Linked DNA regions of Mus musculus: all the other regions are linked to region 1. The links are chromatin loops, found by intact Hi-C in ENCODE. Cell type or tissue: heart. All regions are shown on one strand. Links, peaks and the distances in the headings refer to the core of each region. The heading gives the core; the rest is flanking DNA.

Region 1 (7,324 bases), core at 1,221-6,220:
CTATACAAACTTAAGCTGGGCGAAATTGTGACCACCATTCCCACCATTGGTGAGAAGCTGGGCCCAGGGCCAGGGTGGGGGTTGGGTGTGGGGATCCAAAATACAGAGGCCCTCAGCTGCAGTCCTGCCCCCCAGGTTTCAATGTGGAGACTGTTGAATACAAGAATATCAGCTTCACCGTGTGGGATGTGGGCGGCCAGGACAAGATCCGGCCGCTGTGGCGCCACTACTTCCAGAACACCCAAGGTAAGCAGCCAGTCCTTGTCCTAGATTCCTCATATTTGCCTCAAAGGGATACAGTTGGTTCACTGAGCCTTGTGGTCTTTGCCATTTCAGGGCATGAAGCCACACCAAACATCACGGCCAGTGGAAGGACTGGATCTAGAACCTGTGGGGTCTGGTGGGGAGTGTTCAGTATGTGCACTAATGTGGCCATGTTTCAGGCTTGATCTTCGTAGTGGACAGCAATGACAGAGAGCGTGTGAACGAGGCCCGTGAAGAGCTCATGAGGATGCTAGCTGAAGATGAGCTCCGAGATGCTGTTCTCTTGGTGTTTGCCAACAAGCAGGTAGGCACCAGCAAGGTCCTTCCCTGAAGGAAAACCTGTATCAGGGAAGAAAGAGGAGGGGTGAAAGGCTACCCAGGGTTATTGGCTGTTTGTGGTCCCTGCCACTAATTCTTCCTTTTCCTCAGGACCTCCCCAATGCCATGAATGCGGCCGAAATCACAGACAAGCTGGGGCTGCACTCTCTACGCCACAGGAACTGGTACATTCAGGCCACCTGTGCCACCAGCGGGGACGGGCTCTATGAAGGACTAGATTGGCTGTCTAATCAGCTCCGGAACCAGAAGTGAACCAGACCCCTCCCTCCCCCTCACTTCCTCTTCTCCGCCCTCAGCTTTCCTCTCATGTGGCAAACGTGCGACTCTGTGGTCCTGAGTGCCAGAAGCTGTCTCCATGGGTTGGTCACAGTGTGCATCGCACCGTGCTGTACATGTGCAGACGCAGCCTGCAGCCAGGTTTTTATTTAATGTAAATAGTTTCTGTTTCCACTGAGGCAGTTTCTGGTACTCCTATGCAATATTACTTAGCTTTTTTATTGTAAAAAGAGAATCAACTCAACTGTCAGTACTGAGAAGGGATTTGGGTGTAGGGGCACCTGGCCTCCGGGAGCCATTGGGCTGTAGACTGGTGTCGGTATCCATTTGGTGGTTGGTTTTTAACCCAAACTCAGTGCATTTTTTAAAAATAGTTAAAAATACAGGACAAGAACACTTGAACACACAGAACGGAGACTATGCCTAGTGTAGGTTTTGCAGTTAATGGCCTGAATGCTAGATATCAGATCACCTGTTTCGCTGTGGGAACAGGAGAGAAGGTGATGAACAAACCACCATCCGCTGCATGGTCACAGTAGAGCCCCCGTGACTCGCCTGTCTTTGGGTCACCTGCATTCCATAGCATTGTGCTTGTACTTGTGCTCACACGGTTACCTAGGGTAGGCTGGGAGCCATTGTGGGGTGCAGGGCCTGGCTTGTACTTGGTGTGTGCAAGGCCCAATGGCAGCCTGCATACCCAGCCTACTCTTGGGCCCACTTGGACGCGCTGGCAGGAGGCCTGGGTCTCACCAGCAGGAGTGCGTGCAAGGTGGGAGGGTCGGTCCATTACAGACCCACATCCTGGAGCACCCCCATCTCCATGTGTGAAGTAGCTTCCTCCCTCAGCCTGCAAGGGTCCGATTTGCCATCGAAAGACGACCTCTACTTTTTTCTTTTGTATTTTGATAAACACTGAAGAAGCTGGAGCTGTTAAATTTATCTTGGGGAAATCTCAGAACTGGTTTATTTGGTGTCGTGGAACCTCTTACCGCTTTCAATACACAATTAGTAATCAACTGTTTTGTATACTTGTTTTCAGTTTTCATTTCGACAAGCACTGTAATTATAGCTGTTAGAATAAAGTCTCTTAACTATTTGATGGGCTTGTGTGTCAGTGCCACCACTGCCAGGCTTCTTCCTGAGATTGAGAGCCCTTTTCATGCTATAGGAAACAGGGAAACAGGTGCCCTTTAAGCCCTAGTGTAATCTGGTAAGATCTGGATGTCTTGACGTGCTTCTTTCCTTTCCTTTCTGTGACAGACTGGGGCAGCTGGCCTTGGAGTGCTTATCTCTGGGTAGGTGTGACCACTAGAAGATCCAAAGTTTATCATCCTTCCGAATAGGCCCCTGCCTAAGTGGACTGACCTTCACCCCCTTGAGGTCTTAGATAATTAGTCTTCTCTCATGCTTAGGTGGCTACCTGCAGGGCACAGGTCTTCATAGAAGCAACAGCATGAGTCTCAGGACATTTTGGGGTCTGCCCAGAAGTATGCATTCACAGCACAATAGCTTTTACAATCAGAACTTTCTATACTGTAGCAGCCCTAATTTCTACTGTCTTGCTATTATCTGGCTGTTGAACCTCTTAGGGAGACAGCAGATGCCTTCAGATCACAAAAGTTTGTTCTTCCAACTTCTTGGCCACTTGTATGGTTGTAAGGCAGCCTCAAGGACAGGATTCTGGTCCCTAGACCCAGTTCCCTTAATATATACTGGAAGGGGGCCCCATGCTCCCAGCCTAACCTGTCCTCAGCGAGATAATATACACTCTACTTTTAAAATACATTTACTTAAGTACAAAGTGGGCTGATACACACACAAAAAAGGAGTAATCAGTAACACGCACCCTAACCTCAAGGGCCTGGCCTGTGGCAGCAGAGACAGTCTCCTGGGCAGTTAGATCCTCCTTGGCAGGGGGACAAGGCAAGAGCACTACCCTCTTAGAACCACTAGACTGGTAACCCAGGACCCACTCTATGACCTGGAGTAGTTGCCTCCAAATGGCAAGATAGATCCTAAGATCCAGCAAGCTTGGCTCAGGATCCTGTTGGGGAGCAGCCACCTGCCTTATCCCAGCCACAGAGGGACAGTTAGTTGGGCAGGTAGGGAGTGGGCTGGTAGCTACTTGGCATCCAGGGCTCTGGTGTCCTTTGGTGTAGCCATTCTCAGTCATCAGAGCTTCTGTCTTGTCGTCTGCGGGATGGATTCCTTCCACTGTCCTGGCTATGTTCCCGCTTCCTCTTAGAGCAGGGAGAGAAGTCAGAATGTCTCTGGTGTCTGGGCCTACAAAGACAAGGACAACCAGACACTTAAAGGGTCCCTCACCCTGCCAAGCACCACACCAGGCCTGGCTAGCTTTGCCTCCCATTTCCTTAGTGTCCCAGGTAGAGTTGGGCCTAGCCTACCGGGGAGGAGAGGGAGATGAGGAGCAGCTGTCAGCCTCCCTCTTATGTTCTTTGTCTTTCTTCTTTTTGTGTTTCTTGTGTTTCTTCTTCTTTTTCTTCTTTTCTTTCTTGCTTTTCTTATGGCTCTCTGCACTGCAAGAAACAATACAAAGGATCCGAGCTTGAAGGACTCGTGTCTACTCGACTGTGGGGTAGTCTCACCCAGCAGGGAAAGGCAGACTAGAACAGGATCCATTGTGCACTGATAATATCTACATGTCGGGAGTTCATATTTATAAATGAGCTTATTAGGCTCCATGGCCACAAAGATGAGTGCTGGAATGCTGCCAACCTGGTGAGCCTCCTCTCTCCTTGGAGACAAGTTCTCATTATGCAGCCTTGTCTAGCTTGGAACTCACTATTTTACCTAGGTACAAAGTTGAGATGACACAAAAGTAGAAGTAACCAGACACACGTACCAGCTTGTGAGAACTCTGAGAGATCAGCCTGCTGTCTACCAAATGCTGGGATTAAAGAAAGTTGTGTGCCGCCCACCCCACAAGCACCTCCCACCAAACTGGCCAGTATCATGGTCCTGAGCGTCACCCTGCTGGGTCACCTATGGCAGCTACTGAGACTCCAGCCCAGAGATGGAGGTCCGCCTACTTCAGTCAAACTAAGAGAGCTAAGGCAGTCTGCCCCTTTATGCACAGGGAGGCAGACTCAACTTACTCCGGTTCGACCTTGTCCTCAGCGCGAGGCTTCTTCCTGGGAGCAGTTGGGGCAGTGCTTGGGCCTTCGCTGTCCACACGGTGGTGCTGTATGACATGAGTAGCCGTGGTGAGGAACACCCAGGGAATCCTGCCCCACATCTCAGACACCTCTAAACCCCAGGATCCTGTGCATTGGGCTTGACAGGGTTTACCGTGAACACTGACAGCCCAAGTTTGGCAGCCTCTTTGTCTTCTCGGGATAGCGCCACACGGCCCGCGGAGCCACTGCAGGGGACAGAGCATTTGAGGACAGTTCTCAATCACCGCCCAGGCCTACCCTGGACTCCCCAACTAGCCTAACCTGGCGCTGCCCAAGCCCAGGAGCCGGTCCACGCCCTTCTCCTCGGGGTCTCCTCCTTCCCGTTTGCAGATCTCCACGAAGTCCTGCGAAAGCAGGGTAAGATAGGAGGTTCTAGGCCGAGACAGACGGACCCCCCCACCCCCCCCCAACCACCCCGCGGACCTCGAACCCATATCTCAGACTCACCTCCTTGCTCAGGCCGGTGGGCTGTTTCCTCACGTTCTTGTAACCACTGCGAGCAAAGGTCAGGAATGCTCATCAAGGGTCTGGCCCCTCGGTCCCCTTCTTTCCTGTGCCCCGCCCACATCCAGCCCCGCCCCAGGGCCACCCAGATCCCGCCCTCGGGGCTTGCGGTCGCCCCGCAGACCAGGCACTTACAGTGCGGCCAGCAGCGCCTCACGCTCCGCCTCGCGCACGGCTGCCAGCTCTTCCTCACGGCTCGGGCCGGTACACGGCGCGCGGTCCTTCGCGTACCAGGTGAGGTCGCGGCCCTTCTGCCAGCGGCCTACTGGCGCCATCAGCGAGTTGCCCAAGTAGTTCTCCCTCTGCTTGTCAGTCTTCACGTCCTCCCAATTGAACTGGTCTTGTCCGCCACGCACGCCACCGCGATTGGAGCCGAACATGGCGCTGGAGCCACTGCACAGCCTTCAGTACCCGCGGTCTCTAGTCGGACTTCCCGCAGCACTCCGGACGCACGCCGTGACGTCACTCTCGCGCCCCCGCGCGCGCCTGCGCTCTCGCTAACGTGCCCGTGCGCCTGCGCACTGCGTATCCGAGGGCCTTATCAATCAAGATCCTCTTTCTAAAGGGCGTTCAGGGCTTCTCTGGCGCATCCTTCATCCTAGTGCCACGTGCGCCTGCGCAATAGCTCCTCAAAAAGGCGGCTGTGCTATCCCACCTGATAACTCTCGTGTGAAGGAATCTCGGTGGAAGGGGACACTACAAAACCTTAGTGACACCAGGAGGGGCCGGCCCCTTGCTTTCTGGAAAGCCAAGAATGCTAACTCCAAAGGTCCCGGGTCACTGTTGAAACTAAGTTAAATAATGGCAAACCTTCACGGAACAGAGGGACAGATAAAGTCACCAAAGAAACATGGATTCACTCTTCCATGCTCTGGGTGACAGAATATGCGTATGTGACATGAAAGCCAAAGCATCCCTAAACCAGAGCGATCTGTGTTCTCTGCAGGTGAAGCTTTACTGGGCAATTTACTGAGGCTGCGCCTCAAAATGAACAGAAACTGAGCTACATCTTAATGACAGATCACTTGCTTAACATGATGGTCTTGGGTTTCATCCCTAGTCTGAAAAAATACCCATCCTGGAACTCTCTAGCATCCCAAATAGACCAAGACAGCCTCATTTTTATGTCTTCATCCTGAACACGTTGAGTACCTGCCACAGCTTGTGAGGCTCTTGGTATGAGCCCTGAGGTCATGGCCTGGCTTTAGAGGACACAGTTGGGACAGATTCCTCAGAACAAGATCATACTCGGGATGAATGGATGGTCCCAAGGGGAGCTGCACAATAAAGTGGAAACGTATCCTTTATTTGCCTGATGTAATTGTCATTTCTGAAGCTTACCGCCTCTGTCTGCTAACCCAGGCCTTGTCCTGGAAGCTTCTAGCCTCCATACAATCTTATCTTGGCCTAGAATGTTTTCAACCTCTGAGACCTATTGCTGAATAAGCTCACCCTTTAATGCTCTTCTGAACTCTATCTAGCTGGGTGGTCAACTCAGCTATTCTGGCTCAGACTCCTCCACACTGAATGATTCAAATTGGCTTCTTCCAGCTTCCCCCGAATTGCTCTGCTTGGCCTCATACGACCTTTGGTATTATGTTCTAATCTCTGGCTCATTTTCTGGCTCGTTCTGTCTTCACCTGGCTAGTTTGTTCTTTCTCTGCAACCTGTCTCTGTACAATGGTCCCAGTAAACTGCCCTCTCCTATTCTTTCCCCTAAGTCACTTCTTTCCTCTCTGTTCTCATGAGAGATAGGCATATCCTATTCTGTCAAATCTCCCTGAGTCACTGGAAATCACTTTCAAACATGGGTGCTTCTTTCTAACTAAGTTTACCTTCATTGGGATTAAAGGTGTGTACTAAGGCTGAGGCACACAATTAGAAATGTTTTTTTCCAGTAAACAACAAAATCTGCAACAATAAGGGAGCATCGGTCAGTCATGTGGGCCACAGCAAAAGAAGAGCATACTAGCCGTCTCCTAGGAAAGGTCTCCAGAAAGCCAGGGAGCAGCTTCTGGGCCTTCACCTTTAACCAGGCCAGGTATGCTTAGGACACGGAAGGTCGAGCTGCATGGTCAGATCACAGAATGCATACTAGGTGACGCTAAGGAGGAGGTGGACTATGGGTCTGGGAGGTCACGGGACAAATGTCTAGAACGGTTCTAAGGCCTGTGCATCCTTGTATAATCACCTATTCTAGTGACACCCAGAATGTCAAGTAATGGAGTAACACGATGAAGGGTTGGATAATCCCAGGCCTGCTTTTGAGGTTAGCTATTCTGTGTGCTCCTTCGTCTGGAGGAAGCCAGTGGGATTTTATACCAACATCAGGAGTACAAAGGTTCAGGCAGCTACTCATAGATTTGGTTTACATAGTCACTTATTCTGCAGAATGGAGTACACCAGGGGTTCAAGACACACTGCCTGGCCACACTCCTGGGTTCCCAAGGGCAGGGAAGTGTTTCTCCCCCGGTTGTCTTTTAGGAAAGGCCCTATTAAGGGTGGAGGTGAGAAGGATGAGTGCAGGGTGTATGTGATCCAGGAGTTTACCTTGGGGGTTTCTAATAGTAGGCAAGTAGAGCTGTTAGTTGCTGGTACTTCCTGTCCACTGTCCAAATACTTCTCAACCAGCTTTATAGCAGTGTTTAAAACCCAGAGGTCTGAAGCTGTGTATGATGGCAGATACCTTTAATCCCAGCTCTCAGGAGGTCAGGCCTGGTTTACATATTGAGTTCTAGACTGAC
Region 2 (7,324 bases), core at 724-5,723, 240 kb after region 1:
CGCTGAGATGCTGAGGCACAGTGAGAGGACTGAGACAGGCTGACTCCATGACAGGCTTCAAACTGGCAGTTCAGGAGACCAGGCCTAGATCTCTGTTTCTCAGAACTGGGCAAAAGTCAGTTACTGGAAAATCCTCTAAGCCTCGGGCAGCCAATCAGAAAGTGCCCCACCCTCAGTTGCTGCCCCCCACCTGGCCTGAGGCAAGGGCAATGGTCAGTAACAGTTTCCAGGCTTCCCCAGCAACAGTTTCCAGGTTTCCCCAGTAACAGTCAACACCCCCCCCCGCCCCCCCTCCACACAGCCCCCAGCCCCAAGTGGTGGTTCTGGAATGTCCCCAGATATAGAGCCAGTGAATTAAGATAAGGTTACCCACCCCTCCCTGGAATTCCCCCTAATGTGCTTAAATAGGGCCTGTGAGCTCTCTTGGGCATCTCCATCTTGATAAACAGTAGACCCCAGCATGCGGGACTTCTGCAGAATAAAACACTCTGCTTTTGCATTTATTTGAGTCTGGGTTATCATTCTTCGGCGATTCATGGACCCTTACAGTATTTATTCCGGCATCTTGCCTGGTCCTACCTCAGACTCCCTCAAAAGTCTGCATCCAGGATAGCTTCAAAGAGAGCTACTTCACCCCAGTTGGTCAGCATCACAGACTGTTGAAGCCCTGAACTTTCGGCACATAGAGACAGGACAGCGACTGCTACAGCTTTCTTAGGATTTGACCATCTTCCCAGTCTTCTTGGTCCCCAAAAGGAAACTGCCCCAAATCAGCAGATGGCAATTTTAAGAAAGCGACCCCCCATTCCCAAAGGCAGGGTGATTGTTTTGGTAGTTGGATAAGTTATGGGTGTTTGCCATTTAAGGGATGTGGCTACAAGTTGTAATGGTCTTGGATCAGGGAGGAAACGATAACGGTTAGACTCAGAGTTTTCTCTTTCTTTCCTCGATCCTTTCTCACCGTTCTAGTGTTGAGGAAAAAGGGGGTGGGAGGATAGAGGAGTAATGGGAAAAAAGGGTGGAGTATTAAGTTCTACTTTTAGACCAAAGAGTATCAGCAAGCCAAAAATCTTACATTGGTATATATCTTTGTTTTTTTTTTTTTATTTACTTTATATGTGTGAGTACACTGTAGCTGTACAGATGGTTGTGAGCCTTCATGTGGTTGTTGGGAATTTTTAGGACCTCTGCTCACTCCTGTCAACCTTGCTCACTCAGTCCCTGCTCACTCTGGCCTAAAGATTTATTATTATACATAAGTACAGTGACTTCAGACGCACCAGAAGAGGGTGTCAGATCTCATTATGGGTGGTTGTGAGCCACCATGTGGTTGCTGGGATTTGAACTCAGGACCTTTGGAAGAGCAGTCAGTGCTTTTACCCACTGAGCCATCTCTCCAGCCCTTTATCTTTGTATTTTAATGCAAAATTGAGGTTATATTTTGCTGCAACATACTATGTTTTCAACTCTTATTTGCTACTGCAAATAATATTTGTACCTAGGTGATTATTAAAAATGAAGTATTAAGTTCCCATTCTCTTAAAAGCCACTATTACAAACAGCTTAGGATAATTAATACATGTTAATAGTCAATCAAATGTATGGTCTTATAGATACCAGTTTAGTTATTTTCAAAATAAGTTTTATTTAGCCTCCAGTAGATGTTTTCAAGACTAATAATCAAATAGTGACTAACTAGAAACAGACAATTCAGTTATAGATGGTTTTTGGAAACATCAGAGATCTACAGAATATGACATTTAAAGATGTTTTATTATTAAAAGGCTTTTTGGCAACAGGACCCGTTTTTCTACTTCAAAGAAAGTTGAGCATCAAAGAATCTCCCTATGGAGTTTGTTTCAAATGTGGCCACTGCCACTGTGCAAGAAACTGTCCGTGCTTCAAATGCTGACTGAATGCTGTCCGGAATGGACAAACTGGGATGCAGGGAACTCAACTGCCAAGCTTTGCAAGAACAAGATAGCTAAGTCCTTCATCATTCCTGCTGCACAGAAAAGTCTGTCAGTTATACGGTGCCAGAGGGCTGAAGACTGAAGTTCCACCATTATACAGGAATTCTGAGGGACTGTCAAAGCAGCTAACTTGTCATGTCTATAGTTTTGGAACATATGGGCTGAGCACTACAATGGTTATTGTATATAGTTTATTTTGTAAGAAAAGGAGCCTTTTCTTGGACTAAAAGGGGGAAATGTAGAGAGAAACTCTTGTTCACTGTGTAAAAGCATTCACCTGTCAATAAAAGGCTTATTGGCCAATGAGCTGAGGCAGGAAATTAGATGGGACATCAGACAGAGCAGGAGGGGGATGCTGGGATAGAGACAGGTGGAAGATTGACCCCCGAATGCTGATATGTACAGCAGCAAAACCTGAGGACCAGGTTATCAACCATGTGGCAGACCTTAGAGTAACGGGAAGATTAGCTTATGAGCTAGTTAGGGAACAGCCAAGGTTTATGGCCTAGGTATCTAAATATATCTGAGTCTCAGAGTTATCCTGGGAGCAGGGGCTGTGAGGATAGACACAAGCATGCACAAGTGCGTAACTCCAGGGCTCAGAAAAGGATGCAGAGTACTACTGATGGGCAGGATGACCTCAAGGACATGGAAAACCCTGAGAGTGGTGACCAAGGGAGTCGGTGGTTTCCCTCTGCACTTTTACTCTGTGTTCATAGCCCGCAGCACCTGTTGTTGCTCAGAGCCTCCAGTGCCACCCTCATGTCTGTGGTTGACTGACCCCAATGGGAGACAAGATACATGTCACACCATGGGCACAGAAGGGTCACAGTGGAAACATGTGCTATGCCAGTTCACCATCTCACTTGAGTCCTGGCATGCTAGTAACTTTTAACAGGAATGGGAAGTGGGAGGGGTTCTTGGGGAAGGGTGTTAGAAAAGAATTGAGTCCACTCTGAGATAAGCAGGACCCTTTCCAAAGTTCCCCCATTTAGCATCTTATCTGTAGTCGGTCTCACTTGAGCATTTGAATCTTGACTGTATTTCAGTTACCCTGCCAGCACAGGTATTAACTCTTAGTGCCCCAGGGAAGCCTGGGTAGGTGGCCACGGTGGTGAAGCACCCTGCCTTCTGGGGAACTGTGGCACACCCAGTGTCTGCCCGGCTTCAAGCCTCTATCCCTTCACCCACATGGTCACTGTGGAGATGACCATCTGGCCTGACTTGGGAGCCCCCAAGCAGAAGAATGGCAGCAGCGGCCCAGGGAAGGCAGCCTGGGAAAAGCTGTGTAAGTGGGACCCATCGTTCACGCTGTAGAAGGACACCTCTCCAGCCTGGAAGTCCAGGAAGATCCCCATGTGGCTGGGAGGCTCTGTGAGAGTGACTAGAGTGGAATTGGGTAACAGGGACAGCTGTTTTTTCCCCTTGGACAGCTGCACTACCCAGAAGCCGTTTTCTGGGGACTTAAGCACTCTGTCCTTCCGACTCACGTTGTCCCTGCACACCCCCAAGGCCCAGAGTGCATCCCCGGTGAGATTCATGCCCACTTCCCAGTAGTGCCTTCCAGAGGAAAAGCTCTTCTGCCCCACAGCGCACGGGTAGGCCACGAACCGGTCCTTGCTGTAGGGGGCGCTGCCCTCGGGCGGTGGGCTCAAGTACCGCCTCTGGCGACTCTCGTAGAGGAGGAGATAGGGGTATGCTGAGCTGGGGTCCGGCATCACATCCTCTGCAGAGGGTCCAGGTAGACAGAGAAGAGTAGGGGTCATTCAAGGTGAATGAGCCAGAACCCTCAAGATGGGCGGGGTGTGACAGACACAGTGGCTAAATGGCTCTTTTCCATATCCACCCAAAAGCCTCCCCTCCACCAGTTCCAACCGGTTGGGGTTACCCAAGGGTTCTACACTACAAATCCCCGTGGATATTGATGATGGTGAGTCACCAGGGCTAAATGGGGGCAAACTTATTTCAGCAGTCAGGCTTAGAAAGATGGTGAGTACAGTTTGAGACACTAATTTCTAGTTGGAAGCGCTGGTCCTGTGTGGCATCCGGGTAAGGCAGAGCAGTGCCCAGACAACTGGGGTCCTTGGAGACCCGGGTCTCCACTTACCTTGGAAGCTTTTGAGCACCTCTATCTGTCCTGGAACTCTGCACAAGGTCTTGATAGCCGCGGGGAGGACCACCTCTGGGTACTGCACGCTGAAGCTCTCCTTCCTCCAGGGAATACAGACTCATGTCCCCTCTGCCTCTCCGTGTGCTCTGCCCTCCCCCACGTCCCCCACTACCTCTATTGAGGGTGACAGTACCTGTTCAAGGTGTCCTTCACATCCTGTAAGCAACAGAGAGGAGAGTTCAGAGCTGGTCCTGCTTGTTGGTGTCAAAGCTACCTCTGTTGCCCGCTACTTTGGGACATGTCCTCAGCTGGACAGTCCCTTGTCAGATAACAACTTTGTACTCTTCCTGGAAGCTTCCCTTTCACTCCTGCTTGGCAGACCCTAAGCATTTCCCTCAGTCCACGGTCGCAAGCCTGAGGTCTGGTCAGCGGAGAGGAGGCCAAGTCCTGGGAACCATGATCAGCACTTAAGGTAGTGGAGACAGAGGGCAGAACCCCTGCTAAGCAAGCACTATCACTGAGCCACACCACCCTGCTCTTTCCCCACGCCTCCTCCCTAGAATCCAGTAAACCCCGAGTCAGAAGTCCTTCACATACCGTGCTTTTGTGTATGTGTGTGTGTTGTGATACTGTTTATGCGTCTGGCACAGAGAATGCTAACACAATAGAACAGAGCCATCTCTAACAGTGAACCATGGCGAGCTTGTGCTCACAAATCATTAAGCAACCTTGGCCCTTGAGTCTCACAGAGCTTCACTTAAAGGAGGCTGGGCCCCTCCCTGCTAAGCAAGCACTCTACTGCTGGCTGATCAAGCGTCTCTGAGGCAACAGAACTCGGCTAGCCTCACTGCTCCTGTGAATGTTCCTCATGCACACCTGCAGAGCACCTCACAGTAGCTTTGATAGCCAAGACAGTCACTGCTGATAACACGAAGCATAGAGATATTGAACAAAGGGATGCCTCCCTCCCAGCCCAGGTGGATTTTATCATATTCCTCAGAATAGCATGCAGTTTAAAACTTGATGACTGTTTACGTCTGGATTTTCTCCTTTGATATTTTCAGGTTGAGCAAAAATGAAGCCATCTGGGGATTAAGCTGTGGATAAGGAGGGAGCAGTTTCCTCCTCTGCAGACCTCTGGTAGCTGCTGATGCAGTTAGGGTGTCAGGGAGCACAGTGGGCGTGGATGGCGGAGGGGCTGGGGGTGACAGCCTAGGGTCCCTGGAGATTTTCTAGAAGCCAGAATCTACAGAAGCACCCCTGGCCTAGAAAACTACAATGGCCCACCTGCCTTGGCTAGCTATGTTAGGTTCCCAGCAACATCAGGTTGGAGTTTAATTCCTAGTGTCACGGTATTGAGCAGAGTGTGGGAGGGCCCTTAAGAGTTAATTAGGCCACAGGTCCTCCATGGTGAACGGAGACGAGAAAGGGTGTTGAAGTCAGTCTACCCTTGTTCACTCTGGCAGGTGTTGGCGGGCTGTTACGTCATGTCATGTCATGAGCAGAAGTGGAGCCGTGGGCGGTAGCATGCTCTTGGACTTCCAGAACCCTGGGCCAAAACCGCTTTTTAAGAAAGTATTTGTTGTCTCTCCCTTTGTGTGTGTGTGTGTGTGTGTGTGTGTGTGTGTGTGTGTGTGTGTGTATACTGTGGACAATGTGGACTGTTTGCTGTGAGGCACCGTGTAGCGCTGGGACAAGACAGGCTAGTGACCTTCAAATATCAGCCCAGCCTCATCCTTTCTGTCAGGCTGTGTTTGTTTTGCAAGCCCCTGGGCTGAGTGCACATCTTCAGGCCACACCCCTCCTCGTGGTGTACCCATGGGTGCACGTGTTCAGGCCACACCCCACCTCCTGGTGTACCCACGGGTTTGTGGCAACACAGAAAATCCCAAAGACAGGAGCGCCTCAGCAACCTCTGGCCTCACCTGCAGCATCTGGAGGGGCTCCTGCTGGCTCCGCTCCTCCAGCTGCAACAGGATCAGGTCCAGGGAGCGGCTTTGGTGGTCCAGGGAGGCCTTGCTGTCCTGCAGCTTCCCTAAGGTGTCCTCTTCCTCCTTCTTCAGGACCTGGAGGATCCTCCGTTCTTCTTCCACCAGAAACAAGACCACCTTCTGAAACTCCTCCAGGATGCGTTCTCTCCGCTCTTTCACTCTCTCCTGTCGAAATGGAATGGGGGAACCCCAAACTGGCTATGAGATGGATTCAGAAAGGAGGGATTTCCTTCAGGGTTGCCACACAGCAATTCTGGGACAACCGGTGACCTAGAATTCTTAGGAAAAGTTGGGGAAGCCAGACTTTTGACCAAGACTCTCCACACCATCCCTATTGCACCCTAACAGGCCTTGAGTAATAACACCCATACATTCAAATGTCCATGTGTCCTGGTGTCAGTGGGCTTAGAACATGCAACCTCAAAGAAAGACACAGGCATGATTCATAAAAAAGGACGGGGGACTCCTAATGACCAGGCTAAAATGATTTTGGAGTTACCCATGTCCCTAAAGCTGTTGTTCAAAAATAGTAAGAAATCAAGAGTTTCAAAGACAGCAGACAAACTTCTTAAATACCTGCCCCCCTCATGTTTTATGCACTTGTTTATCTTTCCTTCCTTCCCTCTGAGAGAGGCTTTTCCCACATAGCTCTGGGTATTCTGGGACTGGTTACATAGTTCAGGTTGACTCTGGACTAACAGGCCTTGCTTTTGCCTCCTTGAGTTCTGGGATTCCAAATAAGCACCAGCAAAGCCGCATCCCCCAGACCCGAGCAGGCCGTTTCCTGTGAAGAGGAAGAAGTCAGCCTTTGCCCAACCTAAGATTACCTAAGATAATCTATGGTTAACAAACTAATGTCTTCCTGATCCCACTTTACAAGGGAGATAACTTTGAAATGAAAGGACCACCTGCAGCCTTTCTCAGTTTTTTAAATCAAAGATACAGCCCACATCTATGTTATGGAACAGGCTTCTAGAATGAAGAAATAGAGCTATTTAAGATCTAAATAACAAGATTCTTTTAAAAGGGGGCTGGAGAGATGGCTTAGGGCACCTAGACATTCACCTCACATCCTTCCTAAGCCATAGTTCCAGGTGATCTGATGCCCTCTTCTGGCCTTGCTGGACATTGCATACACATTATTCATATATACATGCAGGCAAATACCAATACACATAAAATGAGGATAATTTTATTTATTTTTTTTATTATACATAAGTATACTATAGCTGACTTCAGACACATCAAAA
Region 3 (7,324 bases), core at 724-5,723, 250 kb after region 1:
TTTTTTTTTTAAAGCTTATGTAATATTTATCTGTGTATATACTGCATTTTGGATCTGCTCCTTCACAGACACTGAGGTTAGTCCCATGTTTAGCTATCTTAGCTAGCGACAGTATCCACAATGAGCATGTCAGTACATATGTCTCTTCCACATACTGATCTCATTTCGTCTGGAGAGATGCCCAGGAGTAGGGGAGCTGGACTGCATATTAGGTATATTTTGAATTTTGTTGAGGTGGGAGATTACTGGACATGTGGGTGAGCCCACAAGAAATAGCCCCACAGAGCAGAGACTAAGGTGGGAAGCAGGGCTGGAGGAAAGACCCACACCCAGAAGAGGAACACGGGATGCTGCGGAGACAGGCAGAGAGCTCCCACACACTGCAAACACTGTTCCGAGATATTTCCGAGGTTGGCTCAAGCTGCATCCTTCTGGAACCCTGTCTCTTGCCTTCAGCAGTGCACAGGAACACATGCAGAGTGGCTGAAATGACTCTAATACAGGCATGTGCTCAGAGACACAGTGGGCCAGGGAAAGACCTCCATACCTCCACACAACACCCATGCAGGCTGAACCTGGCAAGGCTATCTGCCAAGGCCTGCTCAGAGCTGCAGCAGAGTGAGGATCAGGTCCCCTCCTGCCTCTCCACATGGTCTCTCATGATGGCAGCTGTGGTACGAGGAGTTTCACCTTTTACCTGAGGTGGGTCAGTTTTACTCTAGAAAGGAAACACTGGACCAAATTTTTGTCCTCTTTCTGTCCTTAGGGCTTCCAGGCTTCCTTCATCCACCCTGCCCCTGACCCCCTTGTGAGTGGTGAGTGTGCACTGCACACCTCTGCATATATGAATGTGAGTGCAGGCACTCATGCTCTCATACATTAAGGTCTGAGGACAATCTCAGGTGTTGGTCTCAAATTCCAACCTTTTGCCAGGGTCTCTTGTTAGTCGCTGTTTATGCCATAGCAGCTGGCCTGCGAGCTTTCAGGGATTTTCCGGTCTTCCCTGGCAGCACTGGAATTAGTTAAAGTGCTAACCTGGCCCTGCATTACATGGGTTCTGGATCTGCTCAGGTCTTCATGCGAGCACACTGAGCGCATTTCTTAAGCCTTCTTCCTGGACCACATCTGGAAGGTCCATGCTTACTCTCTCCCCTCCTTCAGCTCCTGTATCTTTTGCCCGTTCTGGACATGAAGGTTCAGTCATCTTGTCCAGTCCCTTCACTGACTAATGCTCCGTCACAAGAACAGACAGTTTTGTGCTGTTCCTCAGCTGATGAATATTTGGGTTTCCTCTACCTTTTAGGTTTCATGACTGATAACTGTTCCTCCGCCTGTGTAGCTTATGTTATACACGTACTCTTATTTTATTGGGCATATACCTAGGAATGGATCATGGAGTGCTTGAATCCAGTGAACATTCTCTTTTCACATTGGTACTTCCCATCTGGAAATGATAATCCAGATGACCAGATCCTAGATCACAGCTGCTATGATTGGAACTTCCTTTAATTTTGTAGACACACTCAGAATCTGTGCTCTCTAGTTATTCACTAGCCACATATGACAGGGCAACTTATGAGCTGCGTCTTTACATTACATTTTACCTAAATGGAAATTAAATATTCCTTTTGGGTAGTGGTTGTGCATTTGACAGCAGCCTTAGAAGAGATGAGAAACTACCCTAGTACACCTCCCTCCACGATGCCTCTATAACACCATTAAATAAATGCTAACATAACCCAATTCCTAAAAAGTTTAACCTCCACTCAAGCGTTTGAGCAGCTACAATGACCTATGAACACATACAAACTAAAACTAGAACTAGAGATTCTAACTAAAAGAACATAAAGATCTCTGGAGGTCCAACCCTCTGGCTTTGTTTTACTGAGACCACCCATTTGCAGATGTATAATCTATACGCAGTCTATTGATCACTCTGTTAAGACTCACCGTTAAGGAAAATTGCTTATCCTTAGACAAATGGCTTTAAGACGTTGGTATTTTATGAGCAGCTCTGTAGTTACAGACGGTGTCTGAGGAGCCCAGGCTTGAACAGATCCAGTTTCAGTACAGTCTATATAAATTATATAATAAACATTATATAACTGTCTTCGTGGCCTGTATTGTTAAATTTTAAATAGTGTACAGCAGTTAACAGGGAAGAGGCCCAATTCTGTGCCATTTAAAACGATTTAAAGGTAACTCATTTAACCCCCTCCTCTCCCTTTCCCAACCACGCTCCTGATTTACCTGTAACTCAACCATTCGTCATGCTGCTTAAAGAAGTCACAATCATCTATAAAAGCATGTCCTTAGTATGATGCTGCTTTAAACTTTATGACAAAGGACACTGCTGTACTCTCACACCTAGTTTAACCAGAACCTGACAAATCACTTTGCTCCCCAAGGTTAAGCTACTTAAGTGGATCCGATTAACCAGTTCCAAAGGCCTGCAGGACCACCATGCTCATCTGTAATCCTACCACTAAGCAGGCTGAAGCAGCCTAGAGACCGGCTCCCCACCCCCACAAAGGAAACCAGCAAAACTCCAAAGTTGTAAATCGCCTTGTAACAGAACATTTATATAAACAAGTAGATTTGAAATACCAAGTCTCCCCTCAGAAACCTTTGAAAACCCCGTCCTAACTGGAAGACTTGAACATGTCAATTTAACCCAGTTTCAATAGAAACACTAGCATCTAAACCAGAACCTTATACTAATTTCTATTATTAAGTATCCCCTTAATGTCCAAACACGAACGTTAACTGCAACCTTGTGTCTGACACGGAGTGGTGGGGAGAAACTCGAACGCCTCCAACGGCCCGCAGGCCACCCGCAGATGAAGCCGTTGGTCTCCCTTGAGCTCCCCAAGCGCCGCACAGGGATGCAGGAATGCACGGAAGGAGTCAGGAGAACTGGCCTGGCCAGTAACTGGCGACAGGCTCAGTGTACAGCGCTTTCTAATGAGGTTGTGGGTGGCTCTGAAAAGAGCCTTTGGTGTCTGTAAAAGTCGCACTAACGACCGGTAGGGGCCTCACTTGCCCTTGGCCTTGTGGTGGCTCTCGGTCTTCTTGGGCAGTAGCACGGCCTGGATGTTGGGCAGGACGCCGCCCTGCGCGATGGTCACGCGGCCCAGCAGCTTGTTGAGCTCCTCGTCGTTGCGGATGGCCAACTGCAGGTGGCGCGGGATGATTCGCGTCTTCTTATTGTCGCGGGCCGCATTACCAGCCAATTCCAGGATCTCAGCAGTCAGATATTCTAGCACAGCCGCCAGGTACACCGGGGCACCAGCGCCGACCCGCTCCGAATAATTACCCTTACGGAGAAGGCGGTGCACACGGCCCACTGGAAACTGCAGGCCGGCACGGGAAGAACGAGACTTCGCTTTTGCACGAGCTTTGCCGCCCTGCTTGCCACGACCAGACATCTTCCACTGATAACCAAAAGTACGCAAAAACAGAAAAGAAACCTAGCGAAAACGAATTCGTAAGCGCCAGCAAGCTCTTATATATGATCAGGAGGGAGGCTAGACTGCACCTTCCTATTGGATGCCAACAAGAACCAATCAGAAAAGAACGCGGAGCCTTCCTAATTTGCATATGCCTTACCCCGCGATGACGTAATGTAAAATTGTATTCAATCAAAGGGAGTGATGCCTGATCCTTCATTTGAATGCAAGGCATACAAATATTCTTGCTACAGGGGCGTCCGCGTTTCCGTAGTACAACTAGACATTATGCCTGATCCATCCAAATCAGCTCCAGCCCCCAAGAAAGGCTCCAAAAAGGCGGTCACCAAGGCGCAGAAAAAGGATGGCAAGAAACGCAAACGGGGCCGCAAGGAGAGCTACTCCATCTACGTGTACAAGGTGCTGAAGCAGGTGCATCCGGACACCGGCATCTCGTCTAAGGCCATGGGCATCATGAACTCGTTCGTCAATGACATCTTCGAGCGCATCGCCAGCGAGGCCTCCCGCCTGGCGCATTACAACAAGCGCTCGACCATCACGTCCCGCGAGGTGCAGACAGCCGTGCGCCTGCTGCTGCCCGGGGAGCTGGCCAAGCATGCTGTGTCCGAGGGCACCAAGGCAGTCACCAAATACACCAGCTCCAAGTGAGGCGCGGCGAGGGTGCCCTCAATTCAAAGGCTCTTTTCAGAGCCACCCATACAGTCGTTAAAAGGGTCTTGAACACAGTGCGGGCCACTGACGATTGCCACGCGCCCGAGGCGTTCCCTGACACTGGGTGCGGCCAAGTCCGATTTTTGAGCGAGAAATGTGGGGGTATGGCTGCTTTGCCCTTCCTAAGCGTAGAGTGTGAACGACAGCTGCAGGAGCAGGCAAGGGGCGTGAGTCCTCTCCCCAAGCCTGAAGTTTCGGTGGGCGAGGTCACAGTGAGGTGGTATTCTGGATGTGGGCCCCCTTGGTGGCCTCTGAATCTGTGTTCCCTTTAGCACCCTTTCCATCCTTTTCTGGAATAGAGAGGCGTCTTTAGCCCCTGAAAACTATTCTGACATTATATCATGTCAATAAACCCTGCACTAGCAGTATGCTGGAAACGGGGCGGGGGGAGGGGCGGCACACCGCAAAGCCTGTGTGCAGGAGCTAGGATGTAATTAGCCTGAGCTGCCAGCAAGCAGTTTCAGTGGTTAGGGGATGGGAGGTGGGAAAGAGTTCCGTTGTTTTGAGCAAGAGTTGTTCCCCTAAAGCTGCATAATTTTCTGTGAAGCATTAGTAAAAGAATAATCCACACTCAGCATTTATTTGGAGAACGTCATTAAAAATTTTTTTATTAGATATTTTCTTTATTTACATTTCAAATCCTATCTCCCTTTCTGGTTTCCCCTCCGAAAACACCCTATTTCCTCCTCCTTCCCCTGCTCACCAACCCACCCACTCCTGCCTGCTTCCTGGCCCTGGCATTCCCCTACACTGGGGAGAATGTCATTTTTATGGAGAACGTTTGGGCAGGGAATTTTACCTGTGGAAAGATCACCACTTTCCTTGGTTTGGCTTTTATTTATGAAAAGAGGATTCGTGATAATTATTTGAGTTGTTACGAGACATATTGAGAATCCTATAGTCACCAGCAGGGAATACTACGTACATTTTATTTTTTTACCAAGTTGTCAAAGGGAGCCCCTCTCATCTGGACTCAGGCATTTGACATTTGGCATTTGAGGGGAGGCTATCTCTGCTTGAACTTCCTACAGTAGCTGTGCCACCTTCTGCTTTCCAGCTTGGTCCACAGAAAAGGGTTTTTGATAGCATCATGTGTTTTAAAGTTAGCATCTGAAGCATTTTTATCTGAAGTTCAAGTAACTGCAAAGATACAAATGACAAACCAGGAATTTTTTTAAAAATCATTTTTTTAAAACCATTCTTGAAAATACCTATTGCTTCATCAATTTAATACAAGTCAGGTCAAAATAATTCTTAAAAAGATATTTCATATTATTCTCTTTGAAAATATCTCTCTTATTTTCCTTCTGCCAACAACAGTTACATGTATATTACATTTAACTATTTGCTGCTTCCAGAATTGTCTATTGAAATTTAAACATGCCAACTAAATTATCTCGGTATTTTTTTTTAAAAAAAAAGGACACAGGGACGGTGGAGAATCGGTTAAGACATGAACCATTTAGTTTTAGTAAAACTAGTCTTTCACTTAGGTTTGATGGGAGGAGGTATACTGGCTGGTTTTGTGTCAACAACACAGGCTGGGGTTATCACAGAGAAAGGAGCTTCAGTTGAGGAAATGCCTCCATGAGATCCAACTGTAAGGCATTTTCTCAATTAGTGATCAAGGGGGAAAGGCCCTTGTGGATGGGACCATCTCTGGGCTGGTAGTCTTAGGTTATATAAGAGAGCATGCTGAGAAAGCCAGGGGAAGCAAGCCAGTAAGGAACATCCCTCCATGGCCTCTGCATCAGCTCCTGCTCCCTGACCTGCTTGAGTTCCAGTCCTGACTTCTTTCAGTGATGAACAGCAGTTTGGAAATGTAAGCGGAATAAACTCTTTCTTCCCTACTTGCTTCTTGGTCATGATGTTTGTGCAGGAAGAGAAACCCTAACTAAATCAGGAGGGGTTAGCTGGAGACTCAAACCTCAGACCTCTAGGCTTAGCCAAGGTTCTCCACTGAGATGCAGCTCAGTCCCTTTTGTCCGACTGCCCGGATTATTATTTCAAATTCATTCCTGGGCACAGACAGTCAGTGTGTGGCGTATAAACGACTTTCCTTTGATCTCTCTTAAGAAGACAGAAATAAACAGATAGAACAAGAAATAATAGATAGAAATAAGGGCATCTTGTCATGCTTGCCTTATCCAATACATTTGCTCCTTAGCTATGATGGAAAACGTGAACTCTGATCCACCATCAGAAGCGAGGCCTGTCAACAGGTCTTTCACATTCTGTCTCTGTCTCTTTCTGTGTCTCTCTGTCTCTGCCTGTCTCTGTCTCGACTGCACTCTGTAGCCCAGACTGGTGTGGCGTTCAGAGTTCTCCCTTCTCTGCCTCCTGGGTGCTGTTATAAAAGGCACACACCACCACTGTTAGTATTTTTAATGGTCTCAAAAATAGAGGATTTGAAAGCCAGACATGGCATAGTCCTGTAACGGCAGCAGTTGGGAAAAGAGACAGGTGGATCTTTGTGTGCTCAAGGACAGTGTAGTGTGCATATCAGGTTCCAGGCTATCCAGAGCTTCATAATGAGACCCTGTCACCAAATAAAACAAACGGGATTTGCACTCAAAACGATGGAATGTGATTCTCTGCGCTGATGCCAAGTGACAGTCAAGGCCTCTGGGGCTTTTGGTATTACATACAGAGCTGCATGGCCAGCCCCTGGTGCCAACTATTCTTTTTTTTTTTTTTAATTTTAGCTATGAGTGGTTTTTCCTGTGTTTATGTGCACCGAATTTGTGCAGAAGTTAGAAGAGGTGCTCTTAGGAAGGAGTCAGATCCCTTGGAACCAGTGTAACTGATGCTTGTAAAGCCATCAGATGGATGCCAGGAACTGAACCAAGGTCCTTTACAATAGCAATACATATTCTTAACCCCAGAGCCATTTCTCCAGGCCTAAGTATCCAGTTTTAAAGGAGTATTTACAGTTGCTTCATCGAGACCCGGTACATTACAGTTATACTGTACTGGGTTTCAGTAAAATAGAACCTTTCCCTCCAGACAAAAGATGAGCCTAAACATCATTTAGTACCAAGGGGAGGAAAAAAAGCAATGAGCAAATCTAGCACACAATTTAATTAATTCTCTAGCAACGCATTTATAGTTGTCAGTAATGCAATGGATTTTTTCTTTTTTTT

What was found. A loop is a pair of places that touch in the nucleus more often than their neighbours do. Peaks named below come from ENCODE experiments on the same cell type or tissue, not always from the same donor. Only the 100,000 strongest peaks of a DNase experiment are listed, where the experiment ranks them.
Region 2: it touches region 1 in a loop (2.2-fold over the local background); 5 of 42 quality-filtered maps call a loop at or near these places.
Region 3: it touches region 1 in a loop (2.0-fold over the local background); 4 of 42 quality-filtered maps call a loop at or near these places.

What each region holds. Positions count from the first base shown.
Region 1 is chr11:59,206,065-59,213,388 of GRCm38, reverse strand. 2310033P09Rik (RIKEN cDNA 2310033P09 gene) reads right to left here and starts at 5,028. Exons shown (of 7, transcript NM_024210.2): 1 at 4,716-5,028; 2 at 4,524-4,569; 3 at 4,338-4,420; 4 at 4,189-4,261; 5 at 3,996-4,081; 6 at 3,285-3,416; 7 at 2,653-3,162. The coding sequence starts at 4,960. The coding sequence ends at 3,045. Arf1 (ADP-ribosylation factor 1) reads left to right here. Exons shown (of 5, transcript NM_007476.3): 2 at 1-49; 3 at 136-246; 4 at 444-568; 5 at 694-1,977. The coding sequence ends at 855. Mrpl55 (mitochondrial ribosomal protein L55) reads right to left here. Exons shown (of 4, transcript NM_001302336.2): 4 at 7,251-7,324. In heart, for the core only: a CTCF peak has its summit at 4,068; DNase peaks (open chromatin) are centred at 1,628, 4,168, 4,668, 5,068 and 1 weaker place; H3K4me3 peaks cover 2,390 bases; H3K27ac peaks cover 1,318 bases.
Region 2 is chr11:58,967,402-58,974,725 of GRCm38, reverse strand. It overlaps Trim17 (tripartite motif-containing 17), which reads right to left. Exons shown (of 7, transcript NM_031172.3): 4 at 6,009-6,239; 5 at 4,277-4,299; 6 at 4,081-4,184; 7 at 1,651-3,699. The coding sequence ends at 3,149. It also overlaps a transcript of Trim11 not described here. Among named protein-coding and RNA genes, the nearest start is that of Trim11, 7.0 kb to the left of the region's middle. In heart, for the core only: a CTCF peak has its summit at 3,610; no DNase peak of the experiment used is centred there; H3K27ac peaks cover 699 bases.
Region 3 is chr11:58,950,842-58,958,165 of GRCm38, reverse strand. H2aw (H2A.W histone) reads right to left here and starts at 3,481. Exons shown (of 1, transcript NM_178218.4): 1 at 2,974-3,481. The coding sequence starts at 3,428. The coding sequence ends at 3,036. It also overlaps the pseudogene H2bu1-ps and a transcript of Trim17 not described here. In heart, for the core only: CTCF peaks have their summits at 2,942 and 3,187; DNase peaks (open chromatin) are centred at 3,175 and 3,585; H3K4me3 peaks cover 4,192 bases; H3K27ac peaks cover 2,628 bases.